Regions from separate parts of the Mus musculus genome. Here region 1 is linked to region 2. Evidence: chromatin loops called from intact Hi-C (ENCODE). Cell type or tissue: gastrocnemius. All regions are shown on one strand.

Region 1 (8,000 bases), 730 kb after region 2:
AATACCACAGAATTGGAGAAACATTAATATGACTAATATGACAATGCATTCTACATGACCTGAGACAGTACCAGGATATCAGTCTGGATGGACTGACTCATAGGAGACACCAGAACTCTTGACTATCTCTAGCCACAAGTCCAATAAATATCAAGGATTGGAAGACAATTCCAATCACCAACTAATTTTGTTATAGAGGAGGCATTTGGTGCCCAGGTTACAATGCTGGTTATACGTAGTTTACAGAATCTCAAATATTAAAGTAATTTGACTCTTGCTTGCAACTTTATTAGTTTTTGCTATGCCCCGTGGTGGAATGTTCACTGTAAGAGGAAAATAGGCTTTGACAGATTTGAACAGCTTGAATTGATGTTTAGGTTGAGTTATTCAAAACCTAATGCAGTCAGGATGGGATGTATAGAGGACAATGTAGAGAAAGAGTCTCCTAGGTTCACACATATAAAAATGTGACAGCTGGATCACTAGGGACATTTTTGCACAAATGTTAAATACTATATACCAGAGAGATTAAAGGAAGTTTTAAAGACTGAAAAAGAGTTTATGGAAACCATAGTTGATAAAACTGCATAGGGAAATTACTGGGCTTTTCATGATGAAGGTCAGTAATTCCCTCCCAACATATGTGGTATATGTTTCTTTCAGGTAAATAGTGACACCACACATGGAGATTTTCATTTATCAACATTCAATAACCATAAATATCTGATAAAGAAAAGAAGCTATGGTGAAACTCATGAAATGTTAGGACCAGTGCAGTAAGCTCAGCAGGCTAAAACCACACTGTTCCTTTTCAGGCCTTTGTGTTTGAATTGCACACTATGGCACAGACTGGGGGCAGGCATGATAGCAATATTATCAGAATCTCTGAAATAACATCACCAAAATTTTTGAGAAGAAAACTTAGAGAATATTGATTGGATTGTAGATGGATAGATGTGTCACCTCTCATGTTTATGCACTTAATTAGAAAAACCAACACTGATTTTTATGATTAAATAATTGATGCAAAGCTTGATATATTTACATTCAGTGCACATCCTCACTCATGTTTCTCAATTAGTGCTTTTAGTCCTCCATAACCAATTGACTTTTCTTGAAGTAAACAGTAGTGAGCCTTCCAAGATCCTGTCCACCCAATGTAAAAGATATTTCACTGTGTAAGGCAGTGAAAGACAATGTTTGACATGGCAGAGTAAACTGAGACAGGCAAAGAAGCATTATGGCAATGGTGAATGGGTTCAAAGCGTAAGACTTCTGGTAATTTAACTTTCACTTGTTATTCAGGGACCTCAAGTTTCTTTCTTCTAACAATTACCTTCTATTCATAGCAGCAGTGGAAAAGAAACTTGGCATTTTTTCCCTTTGACTAGGGGAACATCACTGCACAGGATAGATGCTCAGATTTCATTAACGATTCAAAAGCCAATGAAATAGAAATAGAAGGATGAAAGAAAAGAAAAGAAAGTAAGGAAGGAAGGAATAAATTAGGGAAGGAAGATAAAGAAACAAGAAACAAAGAAATATAGAAAATAGAAAAGAAAAAAAGGTGCACACGGTGTCTTGAATACTATGTGTGGATAATGCAGATGAGGCTACATAAAAATTTGTTGTTGCTCCTTATTTTTGTATATAATTATGATAACTGATCACATAGTTTTAAAATTGTTTGTATATTATGTGACCTCATAGTATGTTTAAAGTAATAGTTCACGTCGTATGGCTATAAGTCTGAAAGAGTTACAGCAGAATTGTTTATATGTTTCCACTAATACTACTACCTAACTAAACATTAACTTTTTTATATCCCCATAGGTTCATTATAAGATTAAAACAATACTTTTATGTCATAAGTTAGCATGCTTTTGTCAAGACACAAATCATCTGCCTTGTGTCATTAGTGTGAAGCCCTGTATAGATAAACTTGTCCATGATTCATTGTCTATCCCTGTGCCTACATTAAATTGCCCATTCATTGTTTAGGACCTTTAGTGACAAGATAGTGGCCTCATTTGGAATCTAGATTGGATGTTACCAATGATCCTAATTTGTTCCGTACCTGTCTTTTTTCTTTTTGCAATTAGCTTGAGAAAGGCTGAGTTTGACAGACCTCTATGTGGAGGATTTTTTGTTTTTTGTTTTTTGTTTTTTGTTTTTTGTTTTGTTTGTCTTTTTGTTTTGTTTTGTTTTGTTGTTGTTGTTTTTTTCTTTTTTCTATGGGAGGCTTGAAAGTTACTTATATCAATGTGGGAGTTCTGTAAAATCATTATCTGGAAATATGGAATCAAATTTGTGTATACAGCATTGCTGCATCAAAGTACATCTTCAAACTGACTCTGCAGGAAATTTGCCCAATAGAGAAGCCTGATGCCCGGGAATCATCAGGGTATGTAATCAAGGCAAGAAAGGTATAATATCTGCAGCAAGTAGAAATCCTGGGATGAAGTCTCAAGGAATACTGCATCTTAGAGCACACCCTTCACAGTAATAAAACATGGAGGGCCACATCCCGAAGACAAACTTGCTTACCATGGCTGTTGTAGATGGCTTATGACATAAGGCTAACTCATAAGGCTTTTATATTTGAAAAAGCAACTATTAAAACAAAAGTTGGGTGTTTTGTTTGACTGTTTCTTTCTTTTTTGTTTAATTTTTCAAGCTACCATATCGAACTAAAAATAAACAAAAAGTCATAGGTTGGAGCCAAAAAGAAATTAGAACAAATGTTGAATAACATGGAAAAACTGAATACACTGAAGAGAACACCTAAGGCCAATGAAGACCTAAATCCACATAAAACACCTAGGCTATATCTGCTGTTATTAGATATGCCAAAACTAGATTATAAGGTCTCAAAAGTAAAGATACAGTACTCATAGCTTACATTATATGAAAATCAGAATCCAGAATAAGATATACCTGGAAGGTACTTCCCAGTGTTATGGCTTCCATACTTCCAGATCTTTCAATGTAGACTACCGTTGTTTTGCCAAATAGCTGTGGAGTTGCTATCAGACTGGTTTTAAAACAATTGTGTTTTTACCCATAAGTATTTCTCCTACTGGGAACTGTAGGGCAACCTGTTTTTGGCAGTCACTTTGAAGAATATAATTGCAACTGACTAAGCTTTTGAAAATAAGTGAACTTTGTTTTAACATAGGGATTTAATAAATAGCCATAAAATGATAGATATCAACCATCTCCGAAGTTTGGAAATTGCCATGAAATATTACGAAATTGATATGAGAGATGAATGAAGTACTGAAGTGCTATTTATTTCTTTACTATAGGAAAAAGTTACTTTGTAATGAATGATGTAAGACTTCATAACATTTAATAAATTAAAATGATCAGGAATCACACATGACTTAGAAATCTCATGACTCTCATTCCCATTATTCTTTTTTAAAATCAATGAAAAATATTTGGTAAAAAGATCTTTCCTGGAACTTGTCCATAAGCTGAATCCAATGTAGTTAGTATTTTGGAATTATGTTATCTTCATGAAATATAGAAATATGAGAAATATATGATTTTGCGTTAATTCCTGGTGTGGGGATATTGAGATTCTTCACGTTATCCAGAGCAGATGACTATAATTTATTTTGTGCTCTAGCTGGAGTAATTTTGTCAGCTGCAAATGTGTGACAATTACAGTTATGGAGAATATTAAGAGGGCATAATAATTTCTAGTGCACATAGTATCGATTTTAGTTCTCTGTTTTGGTTGTTCAAGGTTTGGATGCAGTTTGTTAGTATTCATGTTTAAAGAAGAAACAACAACAATAACAACAAGAAAAAGAAATTAGATTTGAATTTCTCTTTCTTTGTTCTCACCATTTTTTACTTTTTTAGTTTATCTGGTATTAGGGGGATGAATGGCTTGAAGAGAGATGGAGGAAGTTGAAAGAAAGAATAATGCACAAAAGAAAAAAGATCAGCTACAATTAAAATATTGAAAGTGAGAGAATTTGGAGAAAGAAGATCCCACAAATTAACTAATACACAAAAATATGAGACTATACAGAACTTGACATTTGAGGTCAAATACCATTGGAAAAATCACAGTGAAAGATAGAAATACAGTTACCAAAACCATACACTACTGTGGGTGCCAACAAGTGCTTGCTGACAGGAACCTGATATAGCTGTCTAATGAGAGGCTCTGCCAGTGCCTTATAAATACAGAGGTGGATGATCTCAACCAACTATTGGACAGAGCACAGGGTCCCCAATGGAGAAGCTAGAGAAAGGACCCAAAGAGCTGAAGGGGTTTGCAGCCCCATAGGAAAAACAACAATATCAACCAACCAGTACCCCCCAAAGCTCACAGGGACTAAACTACCAACAAAAGAGTACACATGGAGGGACCCATGGATTCAGCCACATATGTAGCAGTGGATGACCTTGCAAGGCATCAATGGAAGAAGAGGCCCTTGGTCCTGTGAAGACTCAATGCCCCAATGTAGGGGAATGCCAGGACAGGGAATTGGGAGTTGGTGGGTTGGTGAGCAGGGGAATTGGGAATGGGATAGGGGATTTTCAGAGGAAGGAAGGGGATAACATTTGAAATGTAAATAAAGAAAATATCTAATAAAAATAAAAATAAATTTAAAAAGGAAAGATAGGAATATATTTTTTACAATATGACAGAAAGCACATATTGTGTCTGCTATGGCTGGATACTTTCTGCATTTCTCTGAGAGGGAAATTTTCTGGTTATCTCTTCCTCCTCATATATTCTGTTTTCAAACATAGTTTAGAATAATTGCTGAGCAGTTTGAAAAACTGCAGGTGTATATAGAGGGATCTGAGAAGCAAAGCAGGCTGAGATCTGAAAACAAATTGGGTCACTCTATTCCCTCTTTTCTGAATGGATGGCATAATTACTTGTGGGTGTGAAGGTATTGTCCCAGGTTTTGGAATCACTTAGGAAGGGAGGAGCACAAGAAAAGAGACATCACAAATGATCAGGCTCTATGCGAGGTAGCTTACAGGAGAAAAATAGGTAAAGGAACTGTGCTGGAGGCTGGTGGCTCAGAGAAATATTGAAAAGGAAGGTAAAATATGATGAAACAGACTGATGAAAATAAAAAAAAATATTTAAACTCACACCAATCATGCTAACAGTGTTAGAGGATGGTTATCCTGCGGCTCCATGACCACCATCAACTTTGATAGTAGTTGTATATGCCTGCTGATGATTTGGAACACTTAAGATGGCACTGTATAGAAAGACTACATCTAAGGTATTTACAAATAAGCCATGGTTTTATAAGTAACGGACTTGACTTAATTGAAATAAATTATTAATTCCTGTTCATCAAAACAAAGATAGTCTGTAAATGGTTGGCAACATCAGTACAAGAGGAAAGTTTACAATTGTAATGGTTAACATACAAATGGATGAATCTGGGAATATTGAACCATGAACCAAAGCAAGTGGATTGAAAATACTCAGAAGTTTCAAGGTGAAAGGCAGAGCTCTGGCATCAAAAGTCAAACTCAATTTCATCATGTTAAAAAGGAAAGAGCAATGTAGTTTTTCAGCTTAAGAACTTAGGGTAAAATTTCAAATGCTAGAAATAGTTCTACATCATTTACAAGTATTGTACAAACTTTGGAGACTCCTTCCCTGATTTCAAAATAGTAATGATCTCAATGGTGAACAAAATCATATGAGAACCAGATGCAAGAAAGGTTTTTTTTTTTATAAACAACTTGTTTGAAATTGTGAATATCTTATGAACAACAAGTCATTAGATCATTAAAGTCCCAGGCACCACTTAAGAATGATTGGAGAGGGATACAACTAATATCGGTTCTAAAATATGTCATGATAATATACTAGGACATATTATAATTAAGATCACTGATGTCTAAATGCCTAGTTGTCCACTGGCAGGAAGCATGCTCAAATGAACAGATGTTGTGAATAAGGTACAATAGGTCTCTGGTCTCAAAGTGCCTGATGTTTTTATTGTGGGAAATTTGCTCATTTGCAAATCAATTGCAAACAAGGCATCTCTAAGGACAATGTTTATCCTAGGCATAAAAAAAAAAGCCTACTCTTCCATGTGTGTTCATTTTATGAGGTAAATGTTATCATTGGAACAATGGATGTAGGTCCAAGAGAGATCATCAAAGGCTTTACGTGCCATCATAAAATGAAAAGGGGACTTAGCTGAAGGCAACACAGCAAAAACTACAGGCCATTTGCTTCTTGTCAGCCAAAAAAAAATAAGCAGGCTGAATTATTTCACTGAAGCAATGCAAGTCTAATGCATGCTTCTGTGGGCAGTGCTCATCTAGATGATAAGAGATAAACAATTAATCTATCCCACAAAAACTCAGTGATATAAAATTACTAATCTAATTTATGCTCCTTTGCCTACAGGAAGAGAAAAGTTGCTCTTGGACAGAATTCAGCAGATTCTTCAAAGTTCAAGTGTGAATCCAGGTATGATCAATTAATTTCAAAAGAGAAATTAAACCCATGATCTGTGAATATATTGATATAAAATTTAATGCTGTTAGTAGGAGTGCCTAGCTGCTACTGTATCCCTAGCTTTAGGGCATTTCTGTACAGGAGAAAGAGCTGAAGTGTTTGGAAATATAGAAAATGTTAATTTTCAGCTGTTCATGATCCACAACCACAATTAAAATTTCAAATGAAAAGTGTAGAAGTCTACATGTGACTATGGTATGCATGCATGGTGGTGTTTAATACAGCTATAAATAGTATAATTGATATTTTGTGGCATGAGAAAAAAATAAAAGTAAATTCATATTATAACTGAAATGCAGACATACAGATATCATGATTTTCAACTTTGTAAATTGGAAAGTTTACATGTATATGAGTAAATTGTAATATATGTGTGATACTAATGGAGTAACAAGATGGTCTAGGAGTTATACCGAAGCCAACGACAGGAAAAAAAGAAGTGGGGAAGTGCAGAATGAATATCAAATTATTTTTATATGTTTGCATGAAAATATCTTAAAGAAAATTATCTGTTTATGTGATACATGTATGCCAATAAAATAAAATCCTCAGACTCATGTACATTCTTGCCGTAGTTCTTTCTGACAAGTGCCCTTGCAATATGCAGTATGGCCATCATCTAAGCAACTGGGAGTGGATATGTCTCAATGTATTTAACCATTTTTTTCTTCTTGCAATATTCTCTGCTTCTTCAGTGGAGTTTCTAACAAAACCATTTCAAAGAAATTATAGTGACTTTGTATTTATCAAGTTGAAACCACTTTGACACTTGTGATTGCAATCCAATTTTATGAGGAAGCTGAAAGGTGAAATGTATGTGTCAAAAATGAAGATGCATAGAACTATTCAACATTATAGCTATCTAAATTTAATCACCCAGGCTCAATTCAGAAAAATATTACCCATAATCGTATGAGCAATAAAAAATACACTCTTTGGTTCAAACTCTTTAGATGCCTTCACTGATTATAATCTTATATTGGTTTCAGTGGCAAACCTAATCATATAAAACCAGAAATAAGGCAGGTTAGTATAGAGATGTTGGTGTTGGAAAAATGTGAATATATTATGAAAAAGAAGTTCTTAGACCACTAAAGTCATAGGTGTCAAATATGGAGTCATGGAGAGGGAGGAAACTGATATTTATTCTGATGTGCAGCATACTAATTTGCTAGGTCATACTAAATCTAGAGATCACCAATGTATAAATGCCTAGTTATTCAGCCACAAGAAACAGGGTCATATATAAAGATATTGTGAACAAGCCGCTCTAAGTCTCTGTTGTTAAAATATCTGTTGATTGATTATGGCAAATATCGACATTAGAACACAATTGTGTAAAATTTTACTCTAGGGGCAATGATTGTCTTAGGTATAAATCAGAAGAAACCCTCTTTTTTCAGAGTGATCCTGAAGGTCTGTTCATTTGACTAAGGAAGGTTTACTGTGGGATCAATGAGTATAGAAACAAAAG
Region 2 (8,000 bases):
CTATATCTAAAATGTTGAAAATTGGGACAACTTTAAATTAAAGTGAGATTCCCAAAACCTTTCTTACTATAAGACATGGGAACACATGGGACAATGTCAATACCACAGAATTGAAGAAACATTAATATGACAATGCATTCTACATGATCTGAGGCAGTACCAGGATATCAGTCTGGATTGACAGACTCATAGGAGAAACCAGGAACTCTTGACTATCTCCAGCCACACATCCAATAAATAACAAGGATTGGCAGACAATAACAATCACTGAGTATTTTTGTTATAGAAGAGGCATTTGGTGTCCAGGTTTCAATGCTGGTTATAAGTCGTTTACAGAATCTCAAATATTAAAGTAATTTGATTCTTGCTTGTAACTTTACTAGTTTTTGCTATGCCCCGTGGTGGAATGTGTACTGTAAGAGGAAAATAGGCTTTGATATATTTGAACAGCTTTAATTGATGTTTAGGTTGAGTTCTTCAAAAGCTAATGCAGTCAGGATGGAATATATAGAGGACAATGTAGAGAAATTGTCTCCTAGGTTCACACCTATAGAAATGTGACAGCTGGAACACTAGGGACATTTTCGCAAAAATGTTAAATACTATATACTAGAGAGATTAAAGGATGTTTTAAAGACTGAAAAAAGAGTTCATGGAAACCATAGTTGATATAACTCCATAGGGAAATTACTGGGCTTTTCATTATGAAGGTCAGTAATTCCCTCACAACACATGTGGTATATGTTTCTTTCAGGTAAATAGTGACACCACACATGAAGATTTTCATTTATCATCTTTCAACAACCATAAATACCTGATGAAGAAAAGAAGCTATGGTGAAACTCATGAAATATTAGGACCAGTGCAGTAAGCTCAGAAAACTAAAACCACACTGTTCCTTTTCAGGCCTCTATGGAATTGAGTTGCACAATATGCCACAGACTGAGGGCAGGCATGGTAACAATATCAGAAGGATCTCTGAAATAACATCACCAAAAATTTTGAGAAGAAAACCTAGAGAATATTGATTGGATTGTAGATGGATAGATGTGTCATCTCTCATGTTTGTGCACTTAATTAGAAAACCCAACACTGATTTTTATGATTAAATAATTGATGCAAAGCTTGACATATTTACATTCAGTACACATCCTCTCTCATGTTTCTCAATAAGTATTTTTAGTCCTCCAGAACCAATTGACTTTTCTTGAAATGGACAGTAGTGAACCTTCCAAGATCCTGTCCACCCACTGTAAAAGATATTTCACTGTGTAGGGCAGTGAAAGACAATGTTTGAGATAGCAGAGTAAACTGAGACAGGCAAAGAAGCATTATGACAATGGTGAATAGGTTCAAAGCTTAAGACTTCTGGTAACTTAACTTTCACTTGCTATTCAGGGACCTTAAGTTTCTTCCTTCTAACCATTACCTTCTATTCATAGCAACAGTGGAAAAGAAACTTGGCAATTTTCCCTTTGACTAGGGGAACATAACTGCACAGGATACATGCTCAGATTTCATTAACAGTTCAAAAGCCAATAAAATAGAAAAAGAAGTAATAAATAAATAAATAAATAAATAAATAAATAAAATAAGGGAAAGAATAAAAAGAAACAAAGAAATATAGAAAATAAGAAAGAACGGAAGGCACACATCATGTCTTGAATACTATGTGTGGATGATGCAGATAAGGCTACATAAAAATCTGTTGTTGATTTTTATTTTTGTATATAATTATGATAACTGATCACATAGTTTTAAAATTGTTTTGATACTATGTGATCTCATAGTATTTTAAAGTAATAGTTCATGTCATATGACTATAAGGCTTAAAGAGTTACAGCCGAATTGTTTATATATCTTTCCACTAATACTACTACCTAACTAAAAATTAACTTTTTTTTCTATCCCCATAGGTTCATTATAAGATTAAAACAATACTTTTATGTCATAAGTTAGCATGCTTTTGTCAAGACACAAATCACCTACCTTGTGTCATTAGTTTGAAGCCTTGTATAGATAAACTTGTCCATGATTCATTGTCTATCTCTGTGCCTACAATAAATTGCCCATTCATCGCCTAGGACCTTTAGTGACAAGATGGTGGCCTCATTTGGCCTTAATTTGTTCCATGCCTGACTTTTTTTTTTCTTTTTTCAATTAGCATGAGAAAGGGTGAGGTTGACAGACCTCTATGTGGAGTTTTTTGTTTTTTGTTTTTGTTTTTTTCTTCTTTGAGGCTTGAAAGTTACTTGTATCATTGTGGGAGTTCTGTAAAATTATTAACTGGAATTATGGAATAGAATTTGTGTATACAGCATTGCTGCATCAAAGTACATCTTCAAACTGACTCTGCAGGAAATTTTACCAATAGGGAAGCCTGATGCCCAGGAATCATCAGGTTATGTAATCAAGGCAGGAAAGGTATAATATTGGCAGCAAGTAGAAATCCTGGGATGAAGTCTCAAGGAATACTATATCTTAGAGCACACCCATCACAGTCATGAAAAATGGAGGGCAACATCAAGAAGAGAGACTTGCTTACTATGGCTGTTGTAGATGGCTTCTGACATAAGGCCAACTCATAAGGATTTTATAATTGAAAAAGCGACCATTAAAACAAAAGTTGGGTGTTTTGTTTGACTGTTACTTTCTTTGTTTGTTTAATTTTTAATCTGCCACACTGAACTAAAAACAAACAAAAATTCACAGTTGGAGTCAAAAAGAAATTAGAACAAATGTTGAATAACATGGAAAAACTGAAGACACTGAAGAGAGCTCCTAAGGCCAATGAAGACCTAAATCCACATAAAACACCTAGGCATTTCTGCTGTTATTAGATATGCCAAAACTAGATTTTAAGGTCTCAAAAGTAAAGATACAGCACCCACAGCCTACATTATATGAAAATCAGAAACCAGGATAGGTTATACCTGGAAGAGATTCCATACTTACAGGATTTTCAATGTAGACTATCATTGTTTTGATAAACAGCTGTCAAGTTGCTATCAGACTGGATTTAAAACAATTCTGTTTTTACCCATAGTGTATTTCTTCTACTGGGAACTGTAGAGCAACCTGCTTTAGGCAGTCACTTTGAAAAATATAATTGCAACTGACAAAGCTCTTGAAACTAAGTGAATTTTGTTTTAACATAAGGATTTAATAAACAGCCATAAAAATGATAGATATCAACCATCTCCAAAGTATGGAAATTGCCATAAAATATTACCAAATTGATATGAGAGATGAATGAAGAACTGAAGTGTTTTTTATTTCTTTCCTATAGAAAAAAAAACATTACTTTGTAAAGAATGATGTGACACCTCATAATAATTAATAAATTAAAATGATCAAGAATCATACATGACTTAGAAATCTCATGACTCTCATTCCCATTATACTGTATAAAATCAATGAAAAACATTTAGCAAAAAGATCTTTCCTGGAACTTTTCCATGCTCCTGTCAGCATACACTACTGTGGATGCCAACAAGTGATTGCTGACAGGAGCACAATATAGCTGTCTCCTGAGAGACTCTGCCAGTGCCTTGGAAATACAGAGGTGGATGATCTCTACCAACTATTGGACTGAGCACAGGGTCCTCAATGGAGAAGCTAGAGAAAGGACCCAAAGAGCTGAAGGGGCTTGCAGCCCCATAGGAAGAACAATATCAGCCAACCAGTACCCCCAGAGCTCAAAGGTACTAAACTACCAACAAAATAGTCCACATGGAGGGACCCATGACTCCAGCTACATATGTAGCTGAGGATGGCCTTGTCAGACATCAATGGAAGGAGAACACCTTGGTCCTGTGAAGACTCAATACCCCAATGTAGGTGAATGCCAAGACAGAGAAGTGGAAGTGGGTGGGTTGGTGAGCAGGGGGATGGGGAATGGGACAGGGGATTTTCAGAGGGCGAACGAGGGAAGGGAATAACATTTAAAATGTAAATAAAGAAAATATCTAATAAAAATAAATATAAATTTATAAAGGAAAGATAAGAATATATTTTTTACAAAATGGCAGAAAGCACTTATGTTTTCTCTGAGAGGGGGGATTTTTCTGTTTATCTCTTTTCCTCCTCATATATTCTGTTTCCAAACATGGGTTGGAATAATTGCTGAGCAGTTTGAAAAACTGCAGGTGTATATAGAGGGATATGAGAAGCAAAGTAGGGTGAGATCTGAAAACAAATTGGGTCACTGTATTCCCTCTTTTCTGAATGGATGGCATAATTACTTATGGGTGGGAAGATATTATTTAAGGTTTTGGAAGTGAGGAGGCCAAGAAAAGAGACCTCACACATGCTCAGGCTCTATGTGAGGTAGCTTACGGGAGTTTCCCACAGGAGAAAAAAGGTAAAGGAACTATGCTGGAGGTTGGTGGCTCAGAGAAATACTGAAAAGGAAGGTAAAATGTGATGAAACAGACTGTTTGATAATAAAATATATGTAAACTCACACCAATCATGCTAACAGAGTTAGAGGATGGTTATCCTATGGCTCCATGATCACCATCAGCTTTGATAGTAGTTGTATATGATATGCCTGCTGATGATTTGGAACAAAATTATTATGGAATAGGATGGCACTGTATAAAAAGTCTACATCTAAGGTATTTACAAATAAGCCATGGTTTTATAAGGGATGCGATGGTGGCACACTCCTTTAATCACAGCACTCAAGTGGCAGAGGCAGGCAGATTTCTGAGTTCGAGGCCAGCCTGGTCTACAAAGTGAGTTCCAAGACAGCGAGGGCTATACAGAGAAACCCTGTCTCGAAAAACCAAAAAAAAAAAAAAAGAACCAACCAAACAAACAAACAAACAAAAACACAAAACAACAACAACAACAACAACAAAAACAACCAAAAAAAAAATCAAAGAACCAAACCAAACCAAACAAAAAAAAATTAAAAAGACTTAATTGAAATAAATTATTAATTACTGGTAATGAAAACAAAGATAGTCTATAAAGGGTTGGCAACAGCAGTACTAGAGGACAGTTTACATTTTCAATGGTTAACATAAAAACAGGTGAATCTGGAAATATTGAACCATGAACCAGAGCAAGTGGATTGAAGATACTCAGAGAGAAGTTTCTAGGTGAAAGGCAGAGCTCTGGCATCAAAAGGCAAATTCAATTTCATCTTGTTAAAAAAGAAAGAGCAATATTGCTTTTCAGCTTAAGAACTTAGGGTAAAATTTCAAGTGCTAGAAAAAGTTCTATCTCATTTACAAGTATTATACAAACTTTGGAGAATCCTTCCCTGATTTCAAAATAGTAATGATCTCAATGGTGAACAAAATCATATGAGAACCAGATGCAAGAAAGGTTTTTTGTTTGTTTGTTTTGTTTTGTTTTGTTTTTTCGAGTCAGGTTTTCTCTGTGTAGCCCTGGCTGTTTTGGAACTTACTCTGTAGACCAGGCTGGCCTCGAACTCAGAAATCCACCTGCCTCTGCAAGTGCTGGGATTAAAGGCATGTGCCACCACGCCCTACATAAGAAAGTTTTTTTTTTTTTTTTTAATGAACAGCATGTTTGAAATTGTAATTATCTTATGAACAACAAGTTATTAGATAATTAAAGTCCCAGGCACCACTTAAGGAAGATTGGAGAGGATACAACTAATATTGGTTCTAAAATATATCATGCTAATATCCTAGGACATATTATAACTAAAGATCACCGATGTCTAAATGCCTAGATGTCCACTTGCAGGAGGCATGTTCATATGCAGAGATGTTGTGAACAAGGTGCATTAGGTCTCTGGTCTCAAAGTGCCTAATGCTTTTATTGTGGGAAATTTGTTCATTTGCAACACAATTGCAAACAAGGTATCTGTAAGGACAATGTTTATCCTAGGATTAAAAAAAAATCCTACTCTTTCAAGTGTGTTCATTTTATGAGGTAAATGTTTTCATTGGAACAATGGATGTAGGTCCAAGAGAGATACTCAAAGTCTTTACGTGCCATCATAAAATGAAAAGGAGACTTAACTGAAGGCAACACAGCAAAAACTACAGGCCATTTGCTTCTTATCAGCCAGAAAAGAGTAAGCAGGTTGAATTACTTCACTGAAGCAATGCATGCTACTCTGGGCAGTGCTCATCTAGAGAGTAAGAGATAAACAATTACTCTATCCCACAAAAAAACTCAGTGATATAAAATTAGTAATCTAATTTATGCTCCCTTTCCCACAGGAAAAGAAATGTTGCTCTTGGATAAAATTCAGCAGATTCTTCAAATTTCAAGTGTGAATCCAGGTATGATCAATTAGTTTCAAAAGAGAAATTAAGCCCATGGTCTGTGAATATATAGATATAAAATTTAATGCAGTTAGGAGGATTGCCTAGCTGCTACTGTATCCCTAGCTTTATGGCCCATCTGTACAGGAGAAAGAAATGGAGTGTTTGGAAGTACAGAAAATGTGTTAATTTTCAGCCGTTCATGATCCAAGGCCACAATTAAAATTTCAAATGAAAGGTGTAGAAGTCTACATGTGACTATAGTATGCATGAATGGTGGTGTTTATTAGAGCTATAAATATTAGAATTGTTATTTTCGGGCATGAGAAGAATATAAAAGTAAATTCATATTATAACTGAAAGGCAGACATAGAGATATCATGATTTTCGACTTCATAGATTGGAAAGTTTACATGTATATGAGTAAATTGTACTATATGTGTGATATTAATGTAGTAACAAGATGGTCTAGGAGTTATATCGAAACCAAAGACAGGGGAAAAGATTTGTGAAGTGTGGAATGAATATTGTTATATGTTTCCATGAAAATATCTTAAAGAAAATTATGTTTATTTGATACATGTATGCCAATAAAATAAAATCCTCAGACTTATGCACATTCTTGCCATAGTTCTTTCTGACAAGTGCCCTTGCAATATGCAGTATGGCCATCATCTAAACAACTAGGAATGAATATTTCTCAATGCATTTATCCATTTTTTTCTTCTTCCTATATTCTCTGCTTCTTCAGTGGAGTTTCTAATAATACCATTTCAAACAAATTATAGTGACTTCATATTTATCAAGTTGAAACCACTTTAACACTCTAAGTCTCTGTTGTTAAAATATCTGTTGATTTATTATGGCTAATATCGACATTAGAACATGATTGTGTAAAATTATACTTTGGGGGCAATGATTGTCCTAGGTATAAATCAGAAGAATCCCTCTTTTTCAGAGTGACCTTGAAGGTGTGTTCATTTGATTAGGGAATGGTTACTGTGGGATCAATGAGTATAGAAACAATAGAGGTATACCTGGGCTACTTTCGCCATCAGAAAATGAAATGGGGACCTAGATGGAGTACAGGAAGTAAAATGTACAGACCATTGCCTCTTGTCAGCCAGAAAATAATAAGCAGGAAGAAACACCTCAATGAAGTTATACAAATCTACAGCATACTACTGCAGGCAGTCCTGCTCTAGACTTGGCAAAAGATAAATATCATAGTTTATCCTACCAAAACTCAATGATATAAAAATAACCGATTGAATTTATTTGTCTTTTTTCCTAGAAACAAAAGATTTGTTGTTGGAAAAAATTGAGTTGATTCTTCAAAATCCCGGTGTGCATCAAGGTATCATCATTAAAGATATCAAAAAAGAAAATAAGCCTTTAGTTTCTTAAAAAAAAAAAAAAAAAAAAAAAAAAAAGCAAAAACAGAGATACAGTTAAATGGTCTAGTGGAACTACATAACTGCTACTATATCTCTTGCTCTAGTGCAATGCTACTCTAGAAGAAACAATAGGAGTGTTTGGAAGTACAACAAAATGTATTAATTATCAGATGTTAATGATTCAAAGCCAAAATTAAATTGCAAGTAAATTGGAATAGGATGAATGGTATAAATAGGATCTTATGTAACTGTGATTTCACAGAAAACTTAGAACTTAGGATAGCCCCTTTAAGAGGTTTACACAGTCCATATGAAGGAGTAAGTTATCAAAGATTAATAAAATGTATGAGGA

The links. A loop is a pair of places that touch in the nucleus more often than their neighbours do. Peaks named below come from ENCODE experiments on the same cell type or tissue, not always from the same donor. Only the 100,000 strongest peaks of a DNase experiment are listed, where the experiment ranks them.
Region 1: it touches region 2 in a loop (29-fold over the local background); 22 of 42 quality-filtered maps call a loop at or near these places.

What each region holds. Positions count from the first base shown.
Region 1 is chr4:112,898,426-112,906,425 of GRCm38, reverse strand. It overlaps Skint6 (selection and upkeep of intraepithelial T cells 6), which reads left to right. Exons shown (of 49, transcript NM_001103199.1): 28 at 6,416-6,478. Among named protein-coding and RNA genes, the nearest start is that of Skint10, 130 kb to the right of the region's middle. In gastrocnemius, no CTCF peak of the experiment used is centred here; no DNase peak of the experiment used is centred here.
Region 2 is chr4:113,628,661-113,636,660 of GRCm38, reverse strand. It overlaps Skint5 (selection and upkeep of intraepithelial T cells 5), which reads left to right. Exons shown (of 59, transcript NM_001167876.1): 35 at 6,207-6,269; 36 at 7,546-7,608. Among named protein-coding and RNA genes, the nearest start is that of Skint6, 350 kb to the right of the region's middle. In gastrocnemius, no CTCF peak of the experiment used is centred here; no DNase peak of the experiment used is centred here.